Linked DNA regions of Homo sapiens: region 1 is linked to region 2. A link is a loop called in an ENCODE intact Hi-C map of the cell type or tissue named here. Cell type or tissue: IMR-90. All regions are shown on one strand. Each heading gives the region's core, and the rest is flanking DNA. Links, peaks and the distances in the headings are about the cores only.

Region 1 (11,258 bases), core at 1-8,000, 510 kb before region 2:
AAATTTATATGGAAATACAAAAGCCCCTGAGTAGCCGGAATAATTTTGAGAAAGAACAAAGCTAGAGGCATCACACTTCCTGATTTCAAAATGCATTACAGAGCAACCATAATTAAATCACTTTGGTATTGGCATAAAGACAGACTATAGACCAATAGAACAGAATCAGGAGCCCAGAAATAGACCCACGTATATATGATCAATTGATCTTTGACAAGGGTGCCAAGAATATACAATGGGCAAAAGATGGTTTCTTTAACAAATAGTGTTGAGAAAACTGGCTCTCCAACTGCAAAAGAATGAATTTGGATCCATATCTTACACTGTACACAAAAATCAATGCCAAGTAGATTAAAAACTTAAATGTAAGACTTGAAACTGTGAAACCACTGGGAGAAAGCATAAGGGAAAATCTTCATGACATTGATCTTGGCAAGGATTTCATAGATATGACACCAAGAGCACAGCGACAAAAGCATAAATACGCAAATGGGACTACATCAGACTAAAACGCTTCTGTGAGCAAAGGAAACAACAGAATGAAAAAAACTACCATAGAATGGGAGAAAACATTTGCAAACTATGTAATGGAGAAGGGGTTAATTTCTGAAATATACAAGGAACTCTTAAAACTCAAGAGCAAAAATACTAATAACCTAATTAAATCGGGGCTCAAGACCTGAAAAGACATTTTTCCAAAGAAGACATACAAATGGCCAACATGAATGTGAAAAGATGCTCAACATCACCTAATCAGGAAACTGTAAATCAAAACCACAATGAGATATCACCTCACATCTATTAGGATGGCTATCAAAAAGCCAATGTTCTCATCACAAAAAAAAAAAGAGAGATAAGTACATGAAGTGTCGGCTATGTTAATTAGCTTGATTGAATCATTTTACAATGTATGCATATATCAAAACACCATGTTGTACGCTGTAAATATATACAATCTTTGTCAACTATGCTTCAGGCTGGGGGAAGCTGGGGTTTAACAGACAAAAAGCTCCGAGGAAAAGAGAAAAGTGTTGGTGAAGTTGTGGAGACATTGGAACCCTTGCATACTGTTTGTGGGAATGCAAAATGGTGCTGTTGCTATGGAAAATAGTATGGCAGTTCTTCAAAAAGTGAAGAACAACACTGCTATATAATAAAATCAATCCCACTTCTGGGTCTATATCCAAAGGAAAGTAAATAAGTATCTTGAAGAAATATCTGTATCCCCATGGTCATTGCAGCATTATTCGTAATAGTCAAGGTATGGAAACAACCTAAGTGTCCATCACAGGTGAATGGATAAAGACAATATGTATGCATAAAAAGAAAATCTTATTCAGTCTTTAAAAAAAGAAGAAAATCCTGCCATTTGCAACAACATGGATGAATCTGAAGGACATCATGCTAAAAGAAATAAGCCAAATGAAGAAAGATAAATACTGTCTGATTCTACTTATATGTGAAATCTAAAAAAGTTGAACTCTTAGAAACAGAGAGTAGAAATTGGTTACCAGAGATCCAGAGGTAGGAGAAATAGATGTTGAGCAAAGGATGTAAACTTTCTGTTGTAAGATGAATTAAGTTCTAGGGATCCAATATTAGTACAGCATGATAATTACGGTTAATAATACCATACTGCATGCTTGAAATTTGCTCAGAAAGTAGATATTGTATGTTCTCACCACACACACACAAATGGTAATTATGTGAGATGACAGATGTGTCAATTAACTGGATTGTGGTAATCATTTCACAACTTAAATTATCACATAGTATACCTCAAATATATACAATTTTTGTCAATTATACCTCAAAAAAGCTGGGAAAAATTAAAAATATTGAAAACATAGAACTACCAGATGATCCAACAATCCCACTTTTCGGTATTTATCTAAAATAACTGAAACTGGGGCCTGGCATGGTGGCTCATGCCTATATTCCCAGCACTTTAGGAGGCTGAGACAGGAGGATCGCTTCAGTCTAAGAGTTTGAGATCATCCTGGGCAACATAGTGAGACCTCGTCTCTACAAAAAATAAACAAAAATTAGCTGAGCATGGTGGTCTATACTCCCAGCTACTCAGGAGACTGACGTGGGAAGATCACTTGAGCCCAGGAGATTGAGGCAGCAGTGAGCCGAGATGGCGCCACCACTCCAGCCCGGGCAACAGAGCGAGACCCTGTCTCAAAAAAAATAAACACAAAAAACTAAAATCAGGATCTCAGAAATATTAGTATCCCACTGTTCACTGCAGCACTATTCAAAAAAAACAAGATGTGGAAATAACCAAAATGTTCATCAATGGATGAATACGTAAATTGGAATATTATATACACACACACATGCACGCGCGCACACACACACACACACAGCGGAATATTACTCAGCCTCAGCCTTTAAAAAGAAGAAAATGTTGACATATATAATAGGAATGAAACTTGATGACATTATGCTAAGTGAAATAAGCCAGTCACAGAAGAACAAATACTGCAAGATTGCACTTTGAGGAGGTATCTAGAATAGTCCATTTCACATAATGCGAGAGTAGAATAAATGGTGGTTACCAAGGACTGGGGTGCAAGGATGGGAAATTGCTAATCAACAGGGGTGAAGTTTCAGTTATGCAAGATGAATAAATTCTAGGGATCTGCTGTACAACCTGTGCCTCTAGTTAACAGTATTGTATTATGCACACAATTTTTAAGAGGGTAGACCTCATGTTGTGTTCTTATCACAGCATAATAAAATTTTCTTTAAAAAAGAAGGCCCTGGCCGAGCACGGTGGCTCATGCCTGTAATCCCAGCACTTTGGGAGGCCAAGGCAGGAGGATCACTTGAGGCCAGGAGTTCTAGACCAGCCTGGCCAACATGGTGAAACCCCGTCTCTACTAAAAGTACAAAAATTAGCCAGGCATGGTGGTGGGCACCTGTAATCCCAGCTACTCAGGAGGCTGAGGCAAGAGAATTGCTTGAACCCGGAGGGAGAGGTTGCAGTGAGCTGAGATTATGCCACTGCACTCCAGCCTGGATGACAGAGCAAAACTCCATCTCAAAAAAAAAAAAAAAAAAAGGAAAAAGAAAAAGAAAAGAAAAGAAGGCCCTTCACCTGACTTCTCTGAAGCCCTTCACTACCCTCCCCTATCTCTATAGTCCATTCTGTTTGTCACTATTTTTGTTGTTGTTCATGTACATTATTTTTTTCTGCCTTTTCTATTTTTTCCTTACTCTCCTCTCTGTTTCTCTTCTTCCTTTCCTCTTCTTCTACCCACCCGTTTCTTAGCATTTTACTGGACATTCCAACATAAGAAGAGGGATTGGGCTTTATTCTTGTAAACTGAAATTTTTCCTATCTTGGCTTCTAAAGAGTTAGGAAGAGATCATCACTCTCGTAAAATTTGCAGTGTGAAATTTCAAGCCCCAGAGAATATCCACCTAGCCTCCTTCACACTGTGGGAGAAGAGAATGAAACGAGAATTGTTAGGAGAAGCAGTTGTAGCCACTGCGTGTTTCCCCTGGTTATAGTCAACCCAAGCCATGCAGACTTGGAGAGCCCAGCCCAACCACATGCCCTTCACACGCGGTGCCGGCTGGAAAGCACCAACCTTGTAGCCCGATGCATCCCATCTGCTGAACAGTTAGTTTACTAGGAGAAGACAACCAGCTCTTAGGTTAGAATAGCAGAAACTTTTCCATTCCCCTTAGATCCTGACTTTTTTCTTTTGATACCTAATAAATCATAGATATAAAGAGTTAACCTTTGGCCTAGAATCAGGGTTTACTAAAGTTTGGTATTTTATAACCTTTTGCAAAAACATAAAGTATCCTTTCCCAGAATATTTGCTATTTATCTGACCCAAATCCCAATGTAATATACGTAACATCTGTCATCACCACCAAGATGCGGAGACCCAGTTGGTTCAGCAATGGGAAACAGAATGACCAGGGCACGCTGTAACCACATAAGCTACTTTGCTCCAAAAACAAAATTGATTAGAAACGCCAGTTTGTGTGCCCACAGATTTATATTGAATACAAAGGTCAAGCTGCTAATGTAGCCCCTTGGCTGTGCTCTGCAGAGTTCCCTAGTCTTGCTCACCGAAAGTTGACTCTGCCATGAATGCAGATGAATTGCTGCAGTTTACCTTGCTCACTGACTTTCACAGGAAATTTAAAGCTCCAGTTGCACGGTGTATCTCAGCAGCCAAATGTTTAACTCTGCCTGTGCTTTTCTAGATGCAGCAGTGTGCTAGTTGGTAAGTATTTGGTGGGCAGGGACTTCCCTTCAAGGACTTAGGGACAGCTTTGTCTGCTGAAGATTAACAATTACTATTTCTATTATGACCCACAAAGAGATTATAACCACTGATTTTACTTTAAGGCCTATCTCAGCAATTAACAATTTAGCAATAGTAAAGTGTAGGGATCATGCAATAAATGAAAAATCCACTAGGTGGTTCTAGTGTTCTTCTAACCAGAAATGAGCAGTGTTAACGAGCTCGTTCCATCACTTCGTATCCCAAAGGCAAAGCAAAATATAAAAACGAACATGATTTTTGTTATTTAACATTCATTCTAGATTATATGTGAATATATTAGTATATGCAGTGATTGCTCAGAGACTAAGCTTCTCTAGAGTGCTGAGGATTTTTTTCTGCCTCTTTTTTACATAGACACATGAAGGCTACATTTCAACCTTTTAACCTTATTTTTATGGTTAATAAAACATTAATTTATGTACCTAAGCCCTTATGGCACATAGACCACCATTTTATCACCACTCATTTGTCAATGTCCCTCATATAAGGACACAAGCTTTCAAATGAAGAAATATGTTGTCTTACTTGCAGCTTTTCTCCAACTTAAAGCAATACAGTTCTCATTTATAAAATGCTCAGTCATTGGTTTCATTAATATTTTCAGTAACCTTATTTAAATTTGATCCAGGTTTACATGTTCCTCTTAGAAACCTTATTAGAAAATGTCTTATGGTTTAGAATATAATAATAATATATAAGTAAACCTAACTTTTTAAATGTGCTTAAGTCACCCTGGCTCCAAAAGTAATCTCAAAGTCTTAATCCCTTGTCATATTTCCCTTCAAATCCTCCAATTCCAGTGTCTTTCTGGTTAATTACAATTATCATGAAGTGTCAGATGTCTTCCCCCAAAGCAGTCTGGGTAAATTCCCACAGTGCCAGACACAGTGCTGAATTCTCAGAACAGATGACAGTTGTTCCCTTCCTGCCACATTGGAAAAGTGGCACAAGGACAGGTTATACATGGAACACCAGACAAATATCCATTCGCCCTTGAAAAGGTTCCAAACCAGAAGACAGGCCAAGGCAGTATTCATGAACATTATCAGGGGTAATTAAAATGACTGCTGGTTTTTATTCTAAGAGAAAAGAAACATGACAAAAAATGAAATAAATGCAAGCTCTAAAGAACCTTGAAATGAACCATTTTAACAAAGAAATTAGGAAAATCTTAACAATAATTATTTACATACATTGAAAACATTTAAGTGTCCGAAGATTGAACACAAATGTAGCTCTCTGAGGTGGCAGGAATCATAAACACTAGGCACTTTCTAAGTGCTTGTTGGTTACTTACTATTCCAGTTAAATGTTTAAAAATTTTGAAGCCTGGGCCAGGCGCGGTGGCTCATGCCTGTAATTCCAGCACTTTGAGAGGCCGAGGCAGGCAGATCACGAGGTCAAGAGATCGAGACCATCCTGGCCAACATGGTGAAACCCCATCTCTACTAAAAATACAAAAAATTAACTGGGCACACCTGTAGTCCCAGCTACTTGGGAAGCTGAGGCAGGAGAACCGCTTGAACCCAGGAGGCAGAGAGTGCAGTGAGCCAAGATCACGCCACTGCACTCCAGCCTGGTGACAGCAAGACTTGTCTCAAAAAAAAAAAAAAAAAAATTGCAAACACTGGGAAGATGGTAATTTTTAATATTTAGTTTTTTAATGACAAATTATAATTCTTGTTTTATTTAACTCAAGCAACTCATCAATATACGGAATACAAAGTGAAAGGATCTCCTTGCTATGTTCCTACTGCCTTCTACCTGCCCAATCCTGGTCCCCAGTGAAAGAGATAACCTTTTACCAATAGCTTGGTATATATCCTTTTAGTAATTTTATATGGCTGTTAGCATACATGGTACACTTTTGGTATACTGATGGGTATATTTGGGGTAAAATTTTATAGTGTTTTTTGCATATTTCTTTTAAATAAAAATCAGAATATATTGTCTATGTTGTTCTAGTCCTTGCATTTGCTCACTTAATTTTTAGTAAACATCTATCCAATCAGTAAATCTATAATCTGGTTAAAGCTATGACTAACATAGCCCATCTGAAAGTAGTGTGAGAGGTAAACAAATACTACCCAGCAACCAAACAGTAATTCCAACACTATCTCAAGGTCTTTACTTCAGTTATCAACAAACACTGGGAAGTGTTCATCATTCACATGGTAATTCTTTTTTTTTTTTTTTTTTTTTTTTTTTTTGAGATAGAGTCTCGCTCTGTCACCCAGGCTGGAGTGCAGTGGTGGGATCTTGGCTCACTGCAAGCTCCGCCTCCCGGGTTCATGCCATTCTCCTGCCTCAGCCTCCCAAGTAGCTGGGACTACAGGCGCCCACCACCATGCCCAGCTAATTTTTGTATTTCTAGTAGAGATGGGGTTTCACCATGTTAACCAGGATGGTCTGGATCTCCTGACCTCGTGATCCACCTGCCTCGACCTCCCAAAGTGCTGGGATTACAGGTGTGAGCCACCACACCCAGCTGGTAATTCTTAATACCTTCTTTCTGAACCAATCTGGCCAGCAGAACCCTCTCTGAAGAGCTGTGGAGGGGAAGAATCTGGGTGGATAGACTCTTTTCAGTGGGGTGAAGAGGAGAAGTGCTGGGAACACTCAGACACTAATGTATTTTGTCCTCATATATATGACATTGGAAATTTAAATTCCTTGCATGAAAAGCAAATCTTTTCATCTTCCCATGCTCAGAGACACTGAAGGTTCTTGTGTAGCTACTGATTCACATCCAGAGTCCCTTCACGATGATGACAGTAATTCGTGAATGTTTATTCCCTTTCCTCTTCAACTTGGAAACAGTTTGACCCTTTCAGGTCTTTCTTTTAAGCTTGGTAAGGTGGAACTAGCATAATTTAGTGTAGGGCTAATTTTTCCCCACCGAGTCAAAATTCTTCTGAATATTCTACCCAATGTCCCATGAGTTATGATTTGGGGACAGGAACTATTCCAGCCCCAGATGAGTTCCAGCAATTGTTCCCTCTAGTCCTTCGGTAGTTCTTTCCCCAGCCATGGCTAGTTTCTGCACATGTATATACTAATCTGTTTTCCTCTGATGATTCAAGGGAACCCTCTGACTGTCTGTGAAGCTCTTTCTCGCTCCCTGTGCAGAGTACTCTTGTCCTCTTCCCTGTACTCTGATTGCATTGGTCTCCCTGGACTCTCAGTGCTGTGTTCCAACTGCAGGCTGCAGGGGTCAGGTATCACCTTCCTGAGCATCAAGCCTGGGAACTCTTTCTCTCGATTATAAAGTGGGGCAACTATATGGTTCCTCGCAGGGATCACTGCCTTTCATTCCATGAAGTCCAATGTCTTACAATCCATTGTTTTACATATTTAGATACATTTTTTAGTTGTTCTACATTGGATGGTAAATCTTTTCCTCTTACTCCATCTTAGCCAGAAACTAGAGTCCACCCATTGAGAACCACTGGCCTGCTAATCAAAAGTTCCAGAGCCTGAGAACCTGGGTTTCATTCCAATTCTGCTACTTAATTGCCGTAGAACCTTTGACAAGTCATTTAGCGTTCTTACACAGAGTTTACTCTCTTTTTTTTAATTTTTTAAATTTTTTTTAGTAGAGATGGGGTTTCACCATGTTGGCTAGGCTGGTCTTGAACTCCTGACCTCAGGTGATCCATCTGCCTTGGCCTCCCAAAGTGCTGGGATTACAGGCGTGAACCACCATGCCTGGCCAGCTTCCATATTTTTAAAATTAGGGCAATAATAGTATTCCATAGGTTGCTTGTAATAATTAAATATGTTAATACAGGGCATATGTTTAAAACAGTCTGGTACATGGTAAGACTCAATATATGTCGGGTAGTACTACCATTATCAAAATAGTAAAGGTTATAGCATTATTAAAAATATTAGATAAATCAGACATTTTACTCAAGAAATATTTTTGAAACACAAACCACATGTGCTGAGACATAATTTTCTTGGCTAAAATAGCACTTACTATTTCATATAGCCTCTTTAACTCATTCACTCAGAAAATTTAAAACAAGCTATACATTAATTACTGTTTTCTTCACAATTTACACAAGCGTTATGGTTGAATTTTATCCTCCAACAATACATAAATTGAAGTCCTAATCTCCAGTACCTCAGAATGTGACTGTATTTGGAGATGGGATCTTCAAAGAGGTGATTAAGCAAAAGCGAGGTCATTAGGGTAGGCCCTAATCCAACACGACTGGTGTCCTTATAAGAAAGAGGAAATTGGGACATAAACATGCTCAGAGGGAAGTCCGTGTGAAAACACAGGGAGAAGGCAGCCGTCTGCAAACCAAGGAGAGAGGCTTTAGAAGCAGTCAGCCCTGCCGACACCTTGACCTTAGACTTCTAACCCCCAAAACTGTGAGAAAAGAAACTTCTATCACTTAAGCCACTCAATCTTTTACCCAGGATGGAGTGCAGTGGTACGATCTTGGCTCACTGCAACCTCCGCCTCCTGGGTTCAAGCGATTCTCTCCTGCCTCAGCCTTCCGAGTAGCTGAGATTACAGGCACGCACCACCATGCCCAACTAATTTTTGTATTTTTAGTAGAGACGGGGTTTCACCATGTTGGGCCAGGCTGGTATTGAGCTCTTGACCTCAGGTGATCCACCTGCCTCAGCCTCCCAAAGTGCTGGAATTACAGGCATGAGCCACCGCACCTGGCCTAACCACTAAATCTTGATGCTTTGTTATGGCAGCCCTAGCAAACTAAAACAAGAAGTATCCCTAGTAATTAGAACTTAATAAGGTCACAAATTATGAACTTCATGATCCACTATCCTTATGTTACAGGGGAAGTTTTTAAACCTCATGGAAACTCCATTATACATAAGTATGGGGATAAATAATAATTAATGGTTCTGCTTGTATCATACGACGCTGTGGGAATCCACATATATGTACATATAGATATGTATATCACACACACACAAAAGTACTTTAAAAACAGGAACATTGTGTAAAAGTAAGAGTGTTTTAATTAATTACAATGTGATAGTTAATAAATTAGTTTTATATAAAAATTACTTCATTACTTTCAACATAACTATAACTTTGCCATTTCAACTCATATTCCTACGAATAGGACTGAAACGAATACACTAGACCTCCATTAGGAAGATTAAATATCATTTTGTATACAGTTAGTAAATTTCACAGGGAAAATTAATGTAACAATTAATGTTAATTAGATTTTAAACAGAGTTGAAAGTATTCTATAATTCACAGCTTTATCCTACACAATAATCATCATTTTTCTTTCAGCATTTAGCCAAAGAATTGACTCCTTAATTACCAAAATATATCACACATGAAGAATAAAATCTTGCCTACAGCTCACTGTTTTTTGGAGTATTTTCGAAAGCCGCTTGTGTTCATTTGTTGGTAAAGAAACAAAAACATCATTCAATTAAGTTCCAAGCAATAAGAAAAGCCTTTGATGGCTGATAAATATACGAAATGGAGAGGGTAAAGCAAATGCTATCAGCTTGGCCCATAAAGGAGAGGAACATTTCAAAAGAACCAACTACAGGCTGGGCACAGTGGCTCAGGCCTGTAATCCCAGCACTTTGGGAGGCCAAGGCGGGCGGATCACTTGAGGCCAGGAATTGGAGACCAGCCTGGCCAACATAGCGAAACCCCATCACTACTAAAAATACAAAAAATTAGCCAGGCATGGTGGCGTGCAGCTGTAATACCAGCTACTCAGGAGGCTGAGGTGTATGAATCGCTGGAACCTGGGAGGTGGAGGTTTCAGTGAGCTGAGATCATGCCACTGCACTTCAGCCTGGGCAATGGAATGAGACTCTCTCTCAAAATAAATAAATAAGAAATTAAATTTTTAAAAAAAGAATCAACTATGAAGAAAACAGCCTTTTCTATTACCCAAATGTGATTGGGTTCATTGATATTCAGAGCATTTCATGCTTTAAATATATAAAGAAGAGAACCATTTAAAAATATTCTCTTATATACAAATAAGTAGGCCCAAGGCTTCAAAACAAGTCAAAGAGGGACATTCCCTCATAGCCTTTAAAGCCCAGAAAGATTGTGTAGATGAGGTAGAAACTTCAGAAACTACTTGAGGGAAAAAATAAAAAAGATGAGAACAAGACAGGCATCATAGATCCTTGCTCGTGGAGCTTTCATTCTAGTGAAGAGAAACAGACCATAAGCAGGTTAGCAAGTAGATAATTTCAGGTAAGGAAAGTGTCATGAATGAAATCAAACAGGCTAGTGGACTGGGGTAGGAGTGAAGCAGTATTTCAGTTTGGGTCACCAAGGAAGTTCTCATTAAGGAGGGTGTAGTAGTCCATTCTCACACTGCTAAAAGATACTACCTGAGACTGGGTAATTTATAAAGGAAAGACGTTTAATTGACTCACAGTTCTGCATGGCTGGGGAAACCTCAGGAAACTTACAATCATAGCAGAAGGCGAAGGGGAAGCAGGCACCTTCCTCACAAGGCAGCAGCACAGAGAAGAGTGAAGAAAGAACTTCCAAACACTTATAAAACCATCAGATCTCAGGAGAACTCACTATCACAAGAACAGCATGAGGGAAATCACCCCCAGGATCCAATCACCTCCCTCCCTTGACACATGGGGATTACAGGTCCCTCCCTGGACATGTGGGATTAAAATTTGAGATGAGATTTGCATGGGAACAGAGAGCCAAACCATATCAGAGGGCACAATGATCTGACTTCTGAATAATAAAGGAGGCAGCCTTGCCAAGATTTAAAGAAAGAGTCTTCCAGGCAGAAGACACAACAATTGTAAAAGCCGTGGGACAGAAAAGAGTGTGGCATTTTGAGGAACACAAAGAAGGTCCGTGTGGCTAGAATTTGGTGAATGTCAGGAAGATAAGTTTAGAGAGGTGGGCAGGAACCAGATGGTACAGGTAGGTCCTATCCATCA
Region 2 (11,179 bases), core at 3,180-11,179:
GTGATATGGTCAGATTTATGTTTTAAAGGGTCTTTGGCTGGGCAACATAGCAAGACCCCATCTCTACTAAAAATTAAAAAAAATTAACTGGGTGTTGTGGCTCACACCTGTAGTCACAGCTACTTGGGGAGCTGAGGTGGGAGGATCACTCGAGCTCAGGAGTTCGAGGCTGCAGTGAGCTATGATCATAGCTCTGCACTTAAGCCTGGGCAACAGAGTGAGACTGTCTCAAGAAAAAAAAAGGATCTTTGGCTACTGGATTGAGAGTAGTTTGTAGGAGGGCAAGAGCAGAAACAAGAACTATGAAGTCTATTGCAATAATCCATATGGGAGATGTTGGTGGGTGGTTCAGGCTACAGTGAAAGTGATGGAGAAGGTGAGAGGCGCTGATGTACTTTGTTTATTTTTTTGAGACAGGATCTCACTCTGTCACCCTGGCTGGAGTGTAGTGGCGCAATCAGGGCTCACTGCAGCCTCAACTTCCTGGGCTCAAGAGATCCTCCCACCTCAGCCTCCTGAGTAACTGAGACCACAGGTGCATGCCACCACGCCCAGCTAATTTTTGTGTTTTTTGTAGACTGTTTCATAATGTTGCCCAGGCTGGTCTCGAACTTCTGGGCTCAAGGGGTCCTCCTACCTTGGCCTCCCAAAGTGCTAGAATTACAGGCCTGAGCCACTGTGCCTGGCCCCAAGTGCTATGTATTTTGAAGGTTGAGTCAATAGAATTTCTTGGTAGAGTAAATGTGAGATATGAGTTAAAAAGAGGAGTCAAGGATGCCTCCAGAATTTTTGGCCTGAGCAACTGGAAGGATGGAGTTGCCATCACTGAGGTTGAGAAGAGTAATGCACAACTCCAGAGGGCACCATTCATATTGGCAGTCATGTGAAGGGCATAACTGGGAAGAAGTTGTTAAAATAAAAACTTCAGCTGAATTAAATGTAAAGGAATTTGGCCAGGAGCAGTGGCTCACGCCTGTAATTCCAGCACTTTGGGAGGCCGAGGTGGGAGGATCACCTGAGGTCAGGAGTTTGAGACCAGTCTGGCCAACATGGTGAAACCCCGTCTCTACTAAAAATACAAAAATTAGCCGGGCATGGTGGCGCGTGCCGGTAATCCCAGCTACTTGGGAGGCCGAGGCAGGAGAATCGCTTGAACCCGAGAGGTGGAGGTTTCAGTGAGCAGAGATCAAGCCACTGCACTCCAGCCTGGGCGACAGAGCAAGACTCCATCTTAATAAATAAATAAATAAATGTAAAGTAGTTTATCTGAGCAATAAACTATTCGCGAATCGGGCAGCCCCCAGAATCACAGCAAATTCAGAGAGACTCCAGGGATGCCTGGTAGTCAGAACAAATTACAGGCAAAAAAAGGGAAGTGAGGTACAGAAATCGGAAGTGAAGTACAGAAACAGCTGGATTGGTTACAGGTTGGCGTTTGCCTTATTTAAACACAGTTTGAACACTCAGCAGTGTATGAGTGGTTGAAGTATGGCTGCTGTGATTGGCCAAGACTCAGCTATTGTTAGAGTCGTATACTTCTAAATTAGGTTTTCAATCTTGTCTACCCATTAAGTTAGCTTATGGTTGTCCATAAGGACTCAAATATGGAAGTACGGAGTCCTTCTCTGGCCATATTTAGTTCACTTTAACAGAGGCAAGATGCCATCCATAGACTGTGCTGTGGATGGCACTCCTTGGAATTGTGCACTATGGCAGCCCTGCATGTGGAGTAATGACCCTGGTGGGAGCAGGGGGATGATCAACATTTCAGTTTTGGACATGTTAAGGTTGAGACATGAAGTAGTCAGTTGAATATAATGGTTGAACACTCATTGTGTAGGTAAAACACAGTACTAGGTTCTGGAGATACAGTGATGAACAAAGACCCTGGTCTCAAGGAGCTTTTATTTCAGTGGAGGAGACACATAACACTAGTAAAAGAATAACAAAAATAAAAAAGTAAAATTACAGGCCGTGTGCAGTGGCTCACACCTGTAATCCTAGCACTTTGGGAGGCCGAGGTAGGCGGATTGCCTGAACTTAGGAATCCGAGACCAGCCTGGGCAACACGGTGAAACCCCGTCTCTACCAAAATACAAAAAATTAGCGGGGCATGGTGGTGGGCACTCCCAGCTACTTGGGAGGCTGAGGCAGGAGAATTGCTTGAACCTGGGAGGGGGAGGTTGCCGTGAGCAGAGATCGTGCCACTGCATTCCAGCCTGGGCGTCAGAGCGAGACTACGTCTCCAAAACACACAAACCAAAAAAAGTAAAATTACAACTGTGACAGTTACTAAGATAATGGGGAAGAGCAAAGGAAAGAGCTTCTTAGGTAGATGGAACTGGATGTGCTAAGGTTGTAGGAACAGAGGAAATGTGGTGAGTAGAGGGTGTGAAAGAAGGCAGAAGTGACTAGAGAGGAGCAGAGGGTGAGCAGCATCATGGGGAGATGAGGCTGAAAAGGCTGATGGGAGTAGGACAATGCAGGGCCTTCCAGGCTGTGTTGAGAACTTTTGGGGGAGTGCCTCTTATTTCTGTCTGTCTGTCTGTCTGTCTGTCTGTCTCCACTTACTTATTTACTATTTTTAGGGTTTATTGAGGTATAATTTATGAGGGTAAAATTTACTCTTTTTAAGGGTACTAGTCTATGAATTTTGACCATAATTAAGATGTAGGCTGGGCACAGTGGCTCGAACATGCAATCCCAGCACTTTGGGAAGCTGAGGCAAGAGGATCATTTGAGTCCAGGAGTTCGAGACCAGCCTGGGCAATATGGTAAGACCCCCCTCATCTTTACAAAAAATACAAAAATTACCAGGTGTGGTGGCATGTGCCTGTGGTCTGGGCTACTCAAGAGGCTGAGGTGGGAGAATTGCTTAAGCCCGGGAGGCAAAGATTGCAGCGAGCTGAGATTGAGCCATTGCACTCTAGCCTAGGTGACAGAGCCAGACACTGTCTCCAAACAAACAAACAAACAAACAAACATACATTTATCCTAAGATCCAGCAACACTGCTCGTAGATATTGACCTGAGAGAAATGAAGACATATGTCCACAAAAAACCCTGCACACTTATGTTTATAATGGCTGTATTTATAATAGTCAAAAACTGGAAACTACCCAAATTTTGGAAATTTGAGTTTAATAGATTATGGGAAATTACAAGAACTTACTGTCCATAAACATTAAAATTGAAAGGTGAATGTTTTTGATTTGGGCCTGGAAGGCAAATTAGATGGATACATGTTTAAATTATTAAAGTGAGGGGTGGGGAAGATATTCGGGATGCTCATACTTCACTATTCCCCAGTCTTTATTTATTTATTTATTTATTTATTTATTATTTTTTGAGACAGAGTCTTACTCTGTTGCCCAAACTGGAGTGCACTGGCGCCGTATCGGCTCTGCATCCTCTACCTCCTGGGTTCAAGTGATTCTTCTGCCTCAGTCTCCTGAGTAGTTGGGATTACAGGTGTGCACCACCACGACCGGCTAAGTTTTTTGTATTTTTAGTAGAGACGGGGTTTCACCATGTTGGTCAGGCTGGTCTCAAACTCCTGACCTCAAATCATCTGCCTGCCTTGGCCTCCCAAAGTGCTGGGATTATAGGCATGAGCCACTGGGCCCAGCCTCTAATTTATTTAAATAATAATTTAAAGTTAAAACTGAGAGGAGGTGGGTGGACCTCGAGGTCAGGAATTCAAGACCAGGTTGGCCAATATGGTGAAACCCTGTCTCTACTAAAAATACAAAAATTATCTGGGCATGGTGGCATGTACTTGTAATCCCAGCTACTGGAGAATTGCTTGAACTGGGACCCTGGAGGCGTAGGTTACAGTAAGCCGAGATCACGCCACTGCACTCCAGCCTGGGCGACAGAGCGAGGCTCTGTCTCAAAAAAAAAGCAAAAAACAAAAAACTGAGAGGCAAAAGTCTGTCTCCCTTCAGCTCGACTAACACTTAGTCTTTTCTTTCCCTCCTTATTTAAAAAAATAAATCTTTATTGATTTATCTTTTGTGCCAAGCATGGAGATAGGCATTGGGCACAAAAAATTAGTAAGACTCACTTCTTGCCCTCAAGGAACTCAAATTTCTTGAGGGAGGTGGACTTTTAACTGATAGTTACAATACAATTTGGTAAGTGCTATGGTGGAGGCATAGCTCATGCTGATGGAGAGCCTGCTATGCCTTAGGCTTCAAGTGCCTTATATAATATTAACCATTGTCCAAGGACAAAGTTATAACAGATTTAAAGATCTTAATTGGCTTCCATTTGTGATTCTAAAATCAGGCAACATCTCATTCCATAAAATAGAATGAGTATTTCAATGAGCTGAACAGAAGAGTTTGGCTTTTATTTTATTTTTGAGACAGAGTTCCGCTCTTGGTGCCCAGGCTGGAGTGCAGTGGCACAACCTCAGCCCACTGCAACTTCTGCCTCCCAGGTTCAAGAGATTCTCCTGCCTGAGCCTCTTGAGTAGCTGGGATTACAGGTGCCCACCACCATGCCCAACTAATTTTTTGTAGTTTTAGTAGAGACGGGGTTTCACCATGTTGGCCAGGCTGGTCTCAAACTCCTGACCTCAGGTGATCCACCTGCTTTGGCCTCCCAAAATGCAGGGATTACAGGCATAAGCCACCTTGCCTGGCCAAGGTTGGCTTTATAGACAAAAAAGGGTTGAGCAAAGCAGAAACAGAAAACACAAAGTGGATTGGTGCTTTAAAGTTACTTTCCGTTTAAAGGTTAAAGCAGAGTGGACCTTCTTATCATTCCAGCGAAAACTGACCTGCTTGGGGATTTGACTATTATATCTCGCTGCTGATTTCTTTCTCTCTTTTTTTTCTCTCCTTTTTTTGAGACAGGGTCTTGCCCTGTCACCCAGGCTGGGGTGATCACAGCTCATTGCAATCCCTGCCTGAACCGGTCTTCTCACCTCAGCCTCTGGAGTAGCTGGGATCAGAGGCACGCGTCACTATGCCACTAATATTTTGTATTTTTTGTAGAGGGATGGTGGTGGTGTTGGGGGGTGGGGGCTCTCCATGTTGCCCAGGTTGGTCTTGAACTCCTGATCTCAAGCTCAGCACCTGCCTTGGCGTCCCAAAGTGCTGAGATTACAGGTGTGAGCCACCATGCTCCGCCCCCTCCTGATTTCTTGGAAGGTCAGATAAACAACTTATTTTCAGCTTAGTGGTGTGGAACTCCAGCATGAGTGACTCTATTTTGGTTTGTCTGTTGGGCCTAGTGTAGGAACTCAGTTCAAACCAATGACTTACTATACATTTTATTTAATACCATTTAATCCTTATTTAAATCCTATGAGTTTGCTATAATAATTTTCTCCTTTTTACAGTGAGGAAACTGAGGCACTGGAAGATGAAGGCTACAGAGGTAGAAAGTGATGGAGGTATGTGCAGAATACTACGGGATTACAGAGAGGGAAGGGCTGGAGTGGTCAAAGAAAGACCTATTTTTAGCTGGGCCACCAAAGAATGATGATGAACTTAGAAAAAGAATGGGGGAAATGTTTTCCAGCACTTAGGGAACAGAGAAACATTAATACAAAGGCTCAGAGCATGTGGCAATTTGGGAAAAGTGGCAATGCGGGAAAGAGTATATGGTGGAGGGGCTGCTGCTTAGGGGACTGGAGTGGCAGGGGGCAGGAAATGTCTTCACCTTTCATTATAATGCATGACTGGGGAGAATTAAACATCACAATCTTTGAGGAACTGACAGGAACCTTACCTATCTTCTTGATCCTTTCGTTATACAGATAAGGAAACTGAGGCCAGACAGCTCCAGTGATTTAACTAAATTCCTGTGGCCGAGAACATCACCTTTATCTGTTGCTGTAAATTAAGGAATCTGTGGGCTTAGTGATTAGGTGTCCCTCAGAGGTTTTCAGGGCCTCAGATCTTGCCATCACTTTCCTTAGAGTTATCTGTTCCTGGGCTGGCCTAAGCTTCCTGTCCTTTAAGGAACCTGCCTGCCAACATTGGCCCCAACCCAACAGGAGATCAGTGACCTCCGTTTTCCTGACTTTTTTCCTGCCCTACTGACCACCTGCTGACCTATCCCGGTTAATAGCTTTACTGATCTGTCTAGCTTTGAGGCAAACACTAGCCCCAGTGTGAGGAACAAAGGGTCCTGGTGACCCACACCCCCTGGCCCTTTGGCATTCAGTCCTCAGGCTACCCAGAAGGACAAATTATTCAGCCTGTTTGGGGTGGGATGGAACAGTTTCTACTTCTTTTCTTTGGATTTTTTTTTTTTTTTTGAGACCCGTCTCACTCTGTCACCCAGGCTGGAGTGCAGTGGTGTGACCTTGGCTCACTGCAACCTGCGCCTCCCAAGTTCAAGCAATTTTCATGCCTCAGCTGCCCGATTAGCTGGGACTACAGGTGCGGGCCACCATGCCTGGCTAATTTTTGTATTTTTAATAGGGATAGGGTTTCACCATGTTGACCAGGCTGGTCTCAAATTCCTGACCTTGTGATCCGCCTTGGACTTCCAAAGTGCTGGGATTACAGGTGTGAGCCACTGCGACAGGCCTTTTCTTTAGTCTTTCCGTGTTTTCTAAACACAAAGCAACAGAAAAACTTCTGCTTCAAATGCATGACTCAGGTCTGGCATTCAAGTTGCTGCTATTTTGGGAAAAAAGCTGCCTGTAGCTTTTGAAATTTCTTATTCTCCTACCTGTGATTAACTCATATGATTAGCAAAGTTTTATTATCAGAATTTATCAATAAAATGAAGTTAGTGATCTAGAAAATAAGAAGAGAACCAGCACAAAATAGCACGCAGAATCCCATTTTTTTTCTATGCATTTGTAAGTACTGGAAACGTCTGGTGGCTGGGTGCGGTGGCTCATGCCTGTAATCCCAGCACTTTGGGAGGCTGAGGCGGGAGGACCACTTGAGGTCAGGAGTTCGAGACCAGGCTGGCCAACAGAGTGAAACCCCGTCTCTACTAAAAATACAAAAATTAGCTGGGCGTGGTGGTGGGTGCCTATAATCCTAGCTACTCGGGAGGCTGAGGCAGGAGAATCACTTGAATCTGGGAGGCGGAGGTTGCAGTGAGCCTAGATCGCGCCATTATACTCCAGCATGGGGACAGAGTGAGACTCCGTCTCAAAAAAAAAAAAAAAAAAAAGGAAGAAAGAAAGAAGAAAACATCTGGAAAGAAGTAGCTGAAGATATTAAAAGTAGTTATATCTGGGTTAAGAGTGTGTTGATGATCGCTGTTCTTTTTGCTATTCCACCTTTTCTAAATTTTCTACTATGTGCATATATTGAACTCAGAAAAGCAAACAATAAAATTTTCTTTAAAGTTATTAATATTAGGCAAAGCAAATAGCTCAAATGTACATTTGTGATAGTCCTCTTAGCCTATGACATGTTGAGTAATGTATTCTAGTTTGGTTTTCCTTGTTAGCCAGATTTCATTATTTTGCAGCTTAAGTTGTTTATTTCTAGTTCCTTAAGGTGGGGAGGAGGTGAGGAGGTGAGGAGGGTGAAGAAGCAAATTCCACTTCAGTAAAACAGGGCGTGCAGCCTTTTCCCCTGAGTCCCTTTGTCTCAAGGCCCCTGTGTTCCGGGTCTTTTGTTGTTCTCTGCATGGACTTTGATTCGAGATTTAAAGAAAAACAAGTGCTGGCCCTCCTTGCGCCCTCTGGTGTCCCAGTGAGGTATAACCGGACAAACCGCACAAAGATCACAGCCATTTTCACACAGCGCTCCCCCGACACAGTGATGCCTGGAGACGGGAATGTCTGGAATCTTAGAGGAAGGAATCACACACCGACAAGCATGGCAGGCTTAGTCTTTGAAACTTAATCAGAGCCTGTAAGTATGGATACTGTTTTTTAAAAAATTAAAAGCAGTATCTGGACTGCAAGTATTTAAAAAACCTAATAGGAAATAAGTCAACTCTCAAAGCATTTGGCACAGCTTTCTGGGTTCTAAAACTAAGAAAATCTTACTACATATGTTGTTTTATAAATACAGCATAAACCAGTACTTTGTTATTTGTTTTAAAAATTTCTTTTAGAGACAGGGTCTTGCTCTGTCACCCAGGCGGGAGAGCAGTGGTGCAATCTTAGCTCACTGCAGCCTTGAATTCCTGGCCTCGGGTGATCCTCCATGCTTCCGCCTCCCAAAGGACTGGGTTTACAGGTGTGAGTCACTGTGCCTGGCCTAGAACTTTGGATTAATTGCAAATAAATTAGGTGAAAGAGAGGTCTGGATACCTAGGCTTTAGCTTGACTGAGGATAATGATTTCCGCAACTTTAAGCTTTACCATGTAGACCAAAAATAAAATTCTAAGCTCCCCAATCAGTTGAATGGATGCCTCCTTGTCCAGGGGCATTCCAAAGTTACCTGAAACGCTAGTTCATGTCATGATGGGAACAGGTGGTCAGACAAGCCTCATTATACTCTCCTCCCTTTGGGACAGAGTCCCTTTGGGATTCAGGCACATCTGACCAGCATTAACATAAGTCTGACAAAGAAGGCTTTTTGTAGCAGTAAGATACCAACATGACAGACAGCAGGCCCTGAAGTAAATTGAAGTAGTTTACCCCAAAAAATATATATATATTTTTGACACATTTTGAAATGGCCCTGCAAAGGTGTCTCTTGTGGGGAAAATCTACTTTCAGTAGAGAATCCCCTTCCCTTTCCAGATATTTTTCCTTAACCAGGAGAGAATTTACTGAGAGTCTTGCACCTTAAAAAGGTAAAAAATAAAATTTTTGGCTGGGCATGGTGACTCACGCCTATAATCCCAGCACTTTGGGAGGCCAAGGCAGGTGAATCACCTGAAGGTCAGGAGTTCGAGACCAGCCAGGCCAACATGGTGAAACCCCATCTCTGGCTAATACAAAAATTAGCCAGGCATGGGGTGGGGGTGTGGGCGCCTGTAATCCTAGCTACTTGGGAGGCTGAGGCAGGAGAATTACTTGAACCTGGGAGGTGGAGGTTGCAGTGAGCCGAGATCACACCATTGCACTCCAGCCTGGGCAACAAGAGCGAAACTTCGTCTCAAAAAATAAAATAAAATAAAATAAAATAAAAAAAATAAATAAAAATTAAAAGTTTTACAATCTGACCTGGTGCTGTGGCCCACTCCTGTAATCCCAGCACTTTGGGAAGCCGAGGCAGGTGGGTTGCTTGAGCCCAGGAGTTCGAGATAAGTCTGGGCAACACGGTGAAACCCTGTCTCTACTAAAAATACAAAAATTACCAGGACGTAGTGGCGCGCATCTGTAATCCCAGCTACTCCAGAGGCTGAGAGGTGCGAGGATGGCTTGAGCCTGGGAGGTTGAGGCTGCAGTTAGCTGAGATTGCACCACTGCACTCCAGCCTGGGTGATGGAGTGAGACCCAGAAATAATTACAATGTGTTCTTTCTGAAGCCTGCTACCTGGAGGCTTTATCTGCATAACAAGAACCTTGGTTTTCGCAACCCCTTATCTTAATTCAGGCACTCCCTTCTATAAATTTCAGGTCTTTAGATAAACTCTTTCAACTAACTCCCAATCAGAAAATCTTTGAATTCACTCATGATGTAGAAGCGCCCCATCCACCCTCACTGAACCAATGTACATCTTACATGTATTTTTTGATGTCTTCTGTCTCTCTAAAATGTGTAATAAAAAGCTGTAGTCCGACCACTTTGAGCACACGTTCTCAGGATTTCCTGGGGCTGTGTCACTGGCCATGGTCACTCATATTTGGCTCAGAATAAGTCTCTTCAAATATTTTACAGAGTTTGACTCTTTTCTTCATCGACAATCAATATGTGAGAGTTGATACTGAAGGTCCCTTTTGTCTATAATATACTTCATTCTATCGCATTTTTCACCAGACTGTTTTGTTTGGTTTTTATAGAGATGAGATCTCACTTTGTTGCCCAGCCTGGTCTCTTGGGCTTAGGAGATCCTCCCTCCTCAGCCTTCTAAAGTTCTGGGATTACATGTGCGAGCCCCCACCCTCAAACTGTGCCTTTTTTTTTTTTTTTTGAGCCCGAGTCTCACTCTGTCACCCAGGCTGGAGTATAGTGCCACGATCTCGGCTCACTGCAACCTCCACCTCCCGGGTTCAAGCATTTCTCCCTGCTTCAGCCTCCCGAGTAGCTGGGATTACAGGCGTCCGCCACCATGCCTGGCTGATTTTTTTTTTCTTTTTTTTTGTATTTTTAGTAGAGACAGGATTTCGCCATGTTGGCCAGACTGGTTTTGAACTCCAGACCTCAGGTGATCTGCCTGCCTCAGCCTTCCAAAGTGCTGGGATTGCAGGTGTGAGCCACTGCACCTGGCTAAACTGTGCTTTTTAAAATTGTATTTCCACTAAAAAAATGTAGATGTAAAATATTTTTGGTTTAAATACTTGATTGATAAGATCTCAGGCGTGGTGGCCCATGCCTGCAATCCCAGCACTTTGGGAGGCTGAGGCGGGTAGATCACCTGAGGTCAGGAGTTCGAGAGCAGCCTGGCCAACATGGTGAAACCCCATCTCTACTAAAAATACAAAATTAGCCTGGCATGGTGGCATGCGCCTGTAATCCCAGCTCGGGAGGCTGAGGCAGGAGAATTGCTTGAACCTGGGAGGTAGAGGTTGCAGTGAGCCGAGATCACACCATTGCACTCTAGCCTGGGCAACAAGAGTGAAACTCCATCTCAAAAAAAAACAACAACAAACAAACAAACAAAAAAACCTCAGGCATTACAGTTTTATTTGAATAGGCAATTCATGCACACAGAACAAAGTTCAAAAAGTACCAGATACCAGGAGGTATAAGGTATGGAGAGGAAAGTCTTTCTCCCATTTTTTCTTCTCTTTTCTTTCTTTTTTTTTTTTTTTTTGAGACAAGCTTCTTTCTGTCACCCAGGCTGGAGTGCAATGGCGTGATCCCAGCTTGTTGCAACCTCTGCCTCTCGGCTTCAAGCAGTTCTTCTGCCTCAGCCTCCAGAGTAGCTGGGATTATAGGCATGCCACCATGCCCGGGTAAGTTTTGTATTTTTTAGTAGAGACAGGGTTTCACTAGGTTGGCCAGACTGGTGTCGAACTCCTGGCCTCAAGTGATCTGCCTGCCTCGGCCTCCCAAAGTGCTGGAATTATAGGCATGAAACACATGCCCAACTTCTCTCCCATTTCTAACTCACAACAATTCTCTTGAGTGA

Evidence for each region. Hi-C counts contacts between places; a loop is a spot of excess contacts. Peaks named below come from ENCODE experiments on the same cell type or tissue, not always from the same donor. Only the 100,000 strongest peaks of a DNase experiment are listed, where the experiment ranks them.
Region 1: a loop joins it to region 2, with 15 times the contacts of the local background. A loop is called at or near these places in 5 of 110 quality-filtered maps.

What each region holds. Positions count from the first base shown.
Region 1 is chr12:98,992,081-99,003,338 of GRCh38, reverse strand. The region is part of intron 17 of ANKS1B (ankyrin repeat and sterile alpha motif domain containing 1B); the gene reads left to right. Among named protein-coding and RNA genes, the nearest start is that of APAF1, 350 kb to the right of the region's middle. In IMR-90, for the core only: a CTCF peak has its summit at 4,446 (motif pointing right); no DNase peak of the experiment used is centred there.
Region 2 is chr12:98,487,656-98,498,834 of GRCh38, reverse strand. It overlaps LINC02453 (long intergenic non-protein coding RNA 2453), which reads left to right. Exons shown (of 4, transcript NR_038383.1): 3 at 5,351-5,404. Among named protein-coding and RNA genes, the nearest start is that of TRD-GTC1-1, 10 kb to the left of the region's middle. RefSeq lists a silencer at 8,010-8,304. In IMR-90, for the core only: a CTCF peak has its summit at 7,674 (motif pointing left); a DNase peak (open chromatin) is centred at 7,694; H3K27ac peaks cover 204 bases.